Linked DNA regions of Homo sapiens: region 1 is linked to region 2. A link is a loop called in an ENCODE intact Hi-C map of the cell type or tissue named here. Cell type or tissue: OCI-LY7. All regions are shown on one strand. Links, peaks and the distances in the headings refer to the core of each region. The heading gives the core; the rest is flanking DNA.

Region 1 (4,404 bases), core at 217-4,216, 340 kb before region 2:
CCGCAGTCCGGCCTGGGCGACAGAGCGAGACTCCGTCTCAAAAAAAAAAAAAAAAAAAAAAAGAAAAGAAAAGAAAACAAATTTAAAGCTCCATATATGGGTCTCCAATATAGAGTCTCAATTTACTGTGTTCCAACTATATCCCACACTCTCCTCACATGGACATAGATGCCTTCATTCTCTTACCACAGTGGACAACCTGCTGTCACCTGGCTTTTCGAGTCCCTCTGCCTTGAATCTCCTCTTCATCCTCCTCATCTTTACAGTTTTTAAAATATGACATCCTTATACCCAGACATTCTTCTACTCAGTTTTCTTCTACAGTTAAAGGAATCAAAAATGCTTGGACTTTGCAAGAGCAAGCTGGAAGACAATGGAACATAAGCATTTCCTTCCAAAAACCTATAGGAAAGTTACTTCCAACTTAGAATTTAATTATTCAAGCAAATTATCAATCAAGTGAGAAAACTGAATAAAGATATTTTTTCTGTCACAAAACCTTTCTCAGGAATACTACAGGAAACATAAACAAAAATGTAAGAGTAAGACAAGAAGGAAAACACTATGAGATCCAAGAAAAGGCAAAGGAAGTTCCTAGGTTAAGAGCAAGGAAAAATCCCAGAAGAGGCAGGTCTAGAGAATGTAATGGGAGGAGAATGGAAGTGTGCTGGAAGAATGTCTTCAAGAAAAAAATTGAAATGTATTATCTGATGCAATTCCCTTTATGGAAAATTATAAGTAGTTCATAGAAGGTATAGGAAGAATTATTAAGAGGGACAAAAAGCAAAGCAAATGAAAAAACAAGGCATTATTAATTTCATGAAATACGAAAAGTCAGAAGCAAACTTTTCATCAGAATTAATTACAATATGCTCATCTATGAATAATAGCTACATAATATAATAATGCAACACTAAGCCAAAAATTGGAATCTAACTATACTGGGAATGTGAGGGAAAGAGATGGCTGTGTAATAGTGAAAAATCTTCAAAGACCATAACATAAAGTCAACAATGTCTAAAATAAATTAACTCAAAAGATAGCAATGTGTATATATGTAATTTAGCAATGTGGAGATATATAATGACTAGAGGAAACAGATAAAAGGCTGCCTCTAGAGAAAGGACCACAGTATTTTCCTTTCTTTTTTTTGACAGGGTCTCATTTTCATATCCCAGGCTGGAGAGCAGTGGCACAATTTCAGTTCACTGCAGCCTTGACTTCCCGGGCTCAGGAGATTCTCCCACCTCAGCCCCCACCCTAAGTAGTTGGGACTACAGGCACACGCCACCACACCTGACTAATTTTTTGTTTTTTGTTTTTGTTTCTTGGTAGAGATGGGGTTTCACCATACTGCCCAGGCTGGTCTCGCACTCTTAGGCTCAAATGATCCACCGGCCTTGGCCTCCCAAAGTAACAGGATTACAGATGTGCACCACTGAGCCCAGCCACCACTGTATTTTCTAATAGGCCTTTAACAACTATTCAAATGTTAAACTAGGTGAATGTATTACTTTGGCAAAATAAGTTTTAATTTAAAAGAAACAGTCATGTTCATGAAGATGTTTCTGACAGTGTTTTACGTAATAGTAAAACACAGAAACAATCTAAACGGTCAGCAATAGGTGACTAGTTAAATAAATTACATTTTATCTGTGATAGTTAAAAAGACTATGTAGTCATTTTAAATGATGCTGTAGAAAAATATTTAGTGGACATGGAGAAATGTTCATATTATAAAATAAAAAAATGACAGGTCAAAAACAGCTAAGAACAAAACAATGAAATATACATGAAAATATGAATGGTAATTTTAGAATTTTTTTCTCTCTGTGCTTTTCTGGTTTGCTGAATTTTCTAAAGTAAATGCAGCTTCAGAAACACAAAGAAAATAAATTAAAATTGTAATGCAACTCATCACTCATGGCGCTATTTAAATAGCGTCACCTAATGATGGCCAAGCTAGAATTAACTCCTCCCTCCCAATGCAGTTTACACATGCCACTATCAGCACAGCTGCACAACCTGCTTTGTATCGCAGGTAACTGTTTATGTCTGTTCTTGCATCTGACTTACCCTGCTGAAGACAGGACAGTGTCTAACCCACCATTCAGTGTAGGCTGAATGGGATATGTCTGTGCTTCTGAAGACAATCCCCTAAAATGAGGAAATTCCAAAAACAATCTGAGTAAAGTCTTTTTTTAACTTAAAAAAAAAAAACAGAGTATTGACTGATTAGTTTTGAGAGGGATAATAGTCATATAAAATATAAGATCTCAGGTTGGTCGCTCTGATTGTTCTTCAGTCTCATCTCACATATACTGTCTCTCAAACTGACTCCTGAAACATTTTGTCCTTTGTCTGAAGCCTTCAGTGGGGCAGTGTTCAAATGTAGACCTTCAGGATTTCTTAACAGATCCATGTTTATCACCCCAAAATGACATTTACTTAAGAATTCAGTTTTTAGAACATTACTTACCCACAGTTTGACTATAGATAAATTTGGATTAGGATTATTTCTCTTTATGTGAGTGTAGGATTTCCAAATGAAGTCGAAATTTAAATGTTTAGTGGAGCAAACATGACTTTCATAATGTTTGGTTTTTATTTAGATCTAGTTTCAAAATGATTAATAAATGACGCAGCACAAATTCTAGAAACAGAACTTTTCTGGGCAAAACCAGAAAACGCTCATTTTTGTATGCAAAGGATTAACTCTTTTCTGTATGAAGGTATGAACAATCAGTACATTTTATTTTAAAAATCATAAAAAGATTCTACTATCCCATCCTAGTGGGGCTGTTTTATCCATGAGATCAACAGCTACTTTTCAGCACGCTTTCAGAATAGACCATGCATGTGTAAGAGGAGTCACAGAGAACAGAATGTTATGAAGTAAAGAGCTATTTATCCACCCTCACTTTCCCATCCCCAGAGGTCTGAGCAGGAGGGCATAAGGACAAGGCAAATGGCCTTTTACAGATTGAGGTTACACTGTCTACTGAGTGACAATTATATGGAAAAAGGACTGAATTAAAGTCTATGAATACAATAGGATCTGTACACTTTTATTCTTCAAATTGTTAATCAACATTAAAAATAAACAAGGAGGGAGGTAACTGCAAAAGGATACCTTGCTTTACAATATAATGTGCCATCAGTTGGTTTTACATATTGTTATATGTAATCCAGATTTAAATTATTACAGAGAGTGGACAACGCAGAAAACTCAAAACCAAAAATGTCAGGGATAATACCAACTGAACTTTATATGAGCATCTTAGAAATTTTAAGATAATAAAACATAAGGTTTATTTTACAAAAATTCACTTTACCATCAATTTTCGAAAAATATATCCTCTACAGTAAGCAAAATACATTCTTAAGAATTCTAGAAAATGTAAACCAATCTAAAATATAGAAAGCAGATCAGCAATTGTCTGGGAACAGAGATGGGAGACTGATTTCAAGAGGACACAAGAGATCTCTCTGGGGTGACAGCAATAAACAAATCATAAATGTGGTGGTGGTTGTAAAGCTGTATTCTTTTATCAAAACTTATCACACTGCCGTGGTTTTTGTGTTTTTTTTTTTTGTTTGTTTTTGTTTTTGTGAGATGGAGTCTCGCTCTGTCGCCCAGGCTGGAGTGGAATGGAGCCATATTGGTATCTTGGCTCACCGCAGCCTCCACCTCCCAGGTTCCAGCGATTCTCCTGCCTCAGCCTCCCAAGTAGCTGGGTTTACAGGCATGCACCATCATGCCCAGCTAATTTTTGTATTTTTAGTAGAGACAGGGTTTTACCATGTTGACCAGGCTGGTCTTGCACTCCTGAACTCATGTGCCTGCCCACCTCAGCCTCCCAAAGTGCTGAGATTACAAGCACGAGCCACCATGCCTAGCCCACACTGCCATTTAAAATGGGTAGTTTAAGTAATTTAGACCTGGATAAAATTGATATAAAAATATATCATAACAGTTGATTATATCTGATAATCATTATAATTTCCTAAAAACTTTTATGTAAATTTGTTACGTTTCTGACACAAGGTTAAACATACCATGAGTAAAAACCAGCTGTGTGAAAGTATTACTTTACACTTACCAGACATACTAACCTCTTAGTGAGATCAACACACTGCCATCCACACTATGCTTACTACACATTACTTTATATTACTGGTTAATTTTCCTGAATTGCTCTTTAAGGCCGAAAAAAAAAAAAAAAAAAAAACCTGTGCCATGTATTTATTAGCATTCCCCAATATCTAGCTCAATTCATTTCACAAATGTGCTTATTAGACACTGACTTACACCACGCAACACTTCAGAAAAGTAGTTATCTTTTCTTTCTTAGTAAAAAAAAGCAGCAAGTTCCAAACAATATTATTTTAGAAGATTAAAAG
Region 2 (4,404 bases), core at 125-4,124:
AGTGTGTATTGGAGAAAAGAACTTGTGCAGTTAAATAACTCAGTCTGTAGAATTGAATATAGCTGCTGACTACGGCCTGAGGATGTGGACTCTCAGCTATAGGAGTTGACCAAATTATTCACAAATGCTGGACAACTCAGGAGAAGAAGAAGGAAGGGAAGAAATGAAGGTCAGAAGGGCAAAAACAGAGAGAAAAAGCCCAAGTGAACAAAGGAGAGCGACAAAAGATTATATTACATCAAATTATTCTGGAGTTTTGATACCAGTTCATCACTAGAGAAAAATGATATCCTTTAGGCAGAGTTGTATGATTTACATCTATAATTATTTGGGTGTGGGATAACCTAGAAACGAAGAGTATAACAAAATTATATTTAATGGAAATGATAACAAAACCTTTTGAGCTTAAGTGATACTTTGTGAAAAAAAGATGTAGAAAATCCAAGTTTATCTTTTAATCTGGTTTTTTTCCCTATTTTAGCGTGTTGCGTTTAATTAAAAACAAAACGCAAGCTACAATCAACTTTGATTTAGTTTCAAATCTACAGTCTTTTTCTTTATTTCTCCACTAGGTTCTGTCCGTGTCATATCTCAAAGCCAGTCAAGATCTACCTGCTCATTGAAGGTTTCATTTCTTACATGATGAGATACAATATTATTCATAAACCTATAGAAACACGTATGTTTTTTATTATTTATTGTGGTCGTGAACTCTGTTTTTCTCCACATGTAAGAAAGCAGGGATAGTGTCTTCATATTTAAAAAATGTGTGCAAAACACACGGCATAGTGTGCCGCATCCACGCTTTTTCCAATAAATGTTAATTGATGTTGATGAGAGAGCACATGTCACTAACAAGAACCTCCTGCCTAACTCTGGGTTTCAGAGGCCTGAAGATTCTTGTGAGCTGGAATGATGCCCTATTGTTGCAATTCCTTATGTTTAGGATAAATGAAGAGATAGTTTCCCTCTTTAAAAGCAGTTTCATTGGTCAATTTAGCATGATATGTGCATTGCTTGTATTGATTGCTCAAGAGTTACTCAATTCAGAAAATTAAAAATATACACCCTATAGTATACAGTATATACTACATAGATGCTGTGTATACTAAAGATACTGGGTATCCGTAGTATGTAGTATATGTAGTATACACAGTATCTATGTAGTATACACTATGTAGTATATACTACATATACACAGTGTCTATGTACGGTATACACACACTACACACACTACATAGATGCATATTGGGCAATATGGAATTTTAAAACAAGAAACAAAAAGATAGTATTTCTACTTTGAGGAAAACCAACATATTTGTGTAAAAGAAATAAAACTCTTTAAAATTAGCTGTTTTAGATTTGACATTTATTCATCAATAAATATTTACAAAATATCTACCAAATACAGAGATGAAGAAGGCACCATGATGCCCTCCGAGAGCTGTTAATGTAATGGGTTTAAGACAACCACAATAGAATGAAGAACTTTATTTTTCACAAGACAGCCAAAGAATGCTGAAATGAAAATGACAAAAACATCTAACGTTGAAGAGTCCTTCTTACGGGCCAGGTGATATATGGTCTATTTTAGGTGTGTTGCCTCCCGTAATTTGCACAATGACTTCATAAGGCAGGTACTCTTACTTCCTCTGCCTTGTTTCAACCTGGCCTTCCCAGATGAAGCAACCAGGAGCGATAAGTTGTAGTAAGTTGCTGGAGGGCACACAGCTAGCACATGGCAGTGGCGGGCATGTGAATGGGGGCAGTATGACCGTACAGCTGAAGATGCCAACCATTATACTCCACTGCCTCCTAGGGGGTGGGGAAGGAGAAATCATGTTTGATTGGGGAGCGGTCAAAAATGGTTTCTTTTCTTTTTCTTTTCTTCTTCTTCTTCTTTTTTTTTTTTTTTAGACAGAGTTTTGCTCTTGTTGCCCAGGCTAGAGTACACTGGCGCGATCTCGGTTCACTGCAACCTCCGACTCCCGGGTTCAAGCGATTCTCTTGCCTCTGCCTCCTGAGTAGCTGAAATTACAGGCGCCCGCCACCATGCCCGGCTAATTTTTTGTATTTTTAGTAGAGATGGGGTTTCACCATGTTGACCAGGCTGGTTCGAACTCCTGACCTCAGGAGATCTGCCCACCTCGACCTCCAAAAGTGCTAGGATTACAGGCCTGAGCCACCATGCCCGGCCATAAATGGTTTCTTGAGAAGGGGACGTTTCATTCTGGGTCTTAAAGGATTGACAGGAACTTGTGGCAGGTAGAGCTATTGGGAGAGAATGCCAGTTTGGTTGTGCAGGGGCCGAGCTCAGGACTGGGTAAACAGACCTCAGTGGGGCACCGGATATATGCAAGGGGTGCAGTTGGGAGGTGGGGCAGTTAGGGCTGAAAAAGGGAGGGAGGTGCAGGAATTTGGTCTAAATTCAGTAGAAGCAGAATATAAAATAGAGTAAAAGATGTGTAATAAAAAAAAACCTGAAAGATGGATATTAACGAGAACAATCACTATGCAGAGAGTTTCAATTGACAGACTTCTTAGATAAACTGGATTTTGCCGGGCGCGGTGGCTCAAGCCTGGAATCCCAGCACTTTGGGAGGCCGAGGCGGGCGGATCACGAGCTCAGGAAATCGAGACCGTCCTGGCTAACACAGTGAAACCCCGTCTGTACTAAAAATACAAAAAATTAGCCGGGCCTGGTGGCGGGCGCCTATAGTCCCAGCTGCTCAGGAGGCTGAGGCAGAAGAATGGCGTGAACCCGGGAGGCGGAGCTTGCAGTAAGCCGAGATAGTGCCACTGCAGTCCAGCCTGGGCGACAGAGTGAGACTCCGTCTCAAAAAAAAAAAATAAAATAAAAAAATAAACTGGATTTTGAGCTAGGGTTTGAAGTTTATGGGAATGGAATTGAAAAGCACGCAAGCAACCCAGAACACTGTGATTTACACAGGAGACAAGAACATAAGAAAATTGAGGAGCGCTGAAAAAAGGCCATTTTTCATGAGTTCAAGGACTTCTGAGGGATTAGGTGGAATAAGTGAATTTCTAATCCCAGGAGGCTTCTATTCCTCCTAGTCATCTCCATCTCAGCTAATGGCCCACCATCCTCTCAATGTCCAGCTCAAAAACATGACGGTTTTTTTTTATCCCTTTTTCCATCTCATTCTAAAAGATAGCCTGAATCTTCCCTGCTTCAATTCTTCATTAGATCCCCAGCAAGCAGACACTTTGCTATTTGAAAGCCTCAGTCAGATCAAGTTGCTTAATATTCCCCCAAAGGCTGCCCATTGCATTTGGAATAAATTCCAACCTGCAAGTCCCTCAAATTCCCAGCCTAACCTCATTTGGCATTTTCATTATGCATCAGCCTTCCCGCCTCCTTTCTTTTCCGTGGACTCACCAAGCTCATTGTCACCTAAGAGCATTTTTACTAATTTTTTTTGGTCCCTCTCTTCCAATAAAAAATCAGCTGAAATATCCCAGCTTTAGAGAGCCCTTCCCTGGACTAGCAGCCTAAAGCGTTGTGCCCATGAGTATTTTCTCCTCTCATTTGTGAAGAAGCAGGTCACTGTCTTTATATTTATTTTTCAAATCAATCTTTACTCCTCTATCCAATTATATTTCCTTTATAGTTCTTGTACTTTTTTGAAATTATTTTAAAACAATATTATTTGTTATCTTGCTATCTCTCTCTGGGAGAATTTCAGCTCTAGACATTCGGCCTAGAAATTCAGGACTTGCTTTATCTTATCCAGTGCTACAAACTCAGTGATCAGCAAAGTGCTTTGAACATAGTTGGTGCTCAATAAATACCTGTTAAATGGATGAAGATGAATGAAAAGAATGAGGGTGAGGATGGCTTGAGGAATGGGTAGAAGCTTGCATTTTATCTAATACATGACAGAGATTGTAGAATAAATTGGCTATGTTTTTCTACACTCTGTTTCAATAGTCAACTAAGTTGCTTTCTTCTTGCATACCAGCTTATTGATGGTGGGTAGGTGGACTAAAAGCCTTTTGTGTTGCAGGGGGAAAACAAGCCTGAGGTTTAAAGGAAAAAAATGGTCTTAGTGAATCCGCAGGGTGGGTGAGAGCTCAGCCAATATGCTCTTTGGAATCCAGACAATTCAGTGACAGTAACACTAGCGTACAAGTGCTGGGGAGGTCAGATGAGTTGAGTTTGTGACATGTGCAATCACTCTGGATGTGTTTGATTTTCCTACGGTATTTCATGGTGACTTTTAAATTTGAAAGGGAAATGACCTTGTTTCCAGTTCCTTTCCTAGCCAGTATTGCTCCTTCAACAAATTTTGGTATGTTTTATAAGTAGAGTTCTCGAGTATCTTAACAGATGGAGTTTACAAGTTTATTTTCTAGTAGAAATGGTGATTTCAAGACAAGGAA

Evidence for each region. A loop is a pair of places that touch in the nucleus more often than their neighbours do. Peaks named below come from ENCODE experiments on the same cell type or tissue, not always from the same donor. Only the 100,000 strongest peaks of a DNase experiment are listed, where the experiment ranks them.
Region 1: it touches region 2 in a loop (2.1-fold over the local background); 1 of 110 quality-filtered maps calls a loop at or near these places.

What each region holds. Positions count from the first base shown.
Region 1 is chr2:144,246,541-144,250,944 of GRCh38, forward strand. All of the region lies in intron 1 of QTMAN (queuosine-tRNA mannosyltransferase), which reads right to left. Among named protein-coding and RNA genes, the nearest start is that of QTMAN, 84 kb to the right of the region's middle. In OCI-LY7, for the core only: a CTCF peak has its summit at 1,876; a DNase peak (open chromatin) is centred at 2,001; H3K27ac peaks cover 578 bases.
Region 2 is chr2:144,587,808-144,592,211 of GRCh38, forward strand. No RefSeq gene overlaps it. Among named protein-coding and RNA genes, the nearest start is that of LINC02993, 66 kb to the left of the region's middle. In OCI-LY7, for the core only: CTCF peaks have their summits at 1,803 and 2,005; no DNase peak of the experiment used is centred there.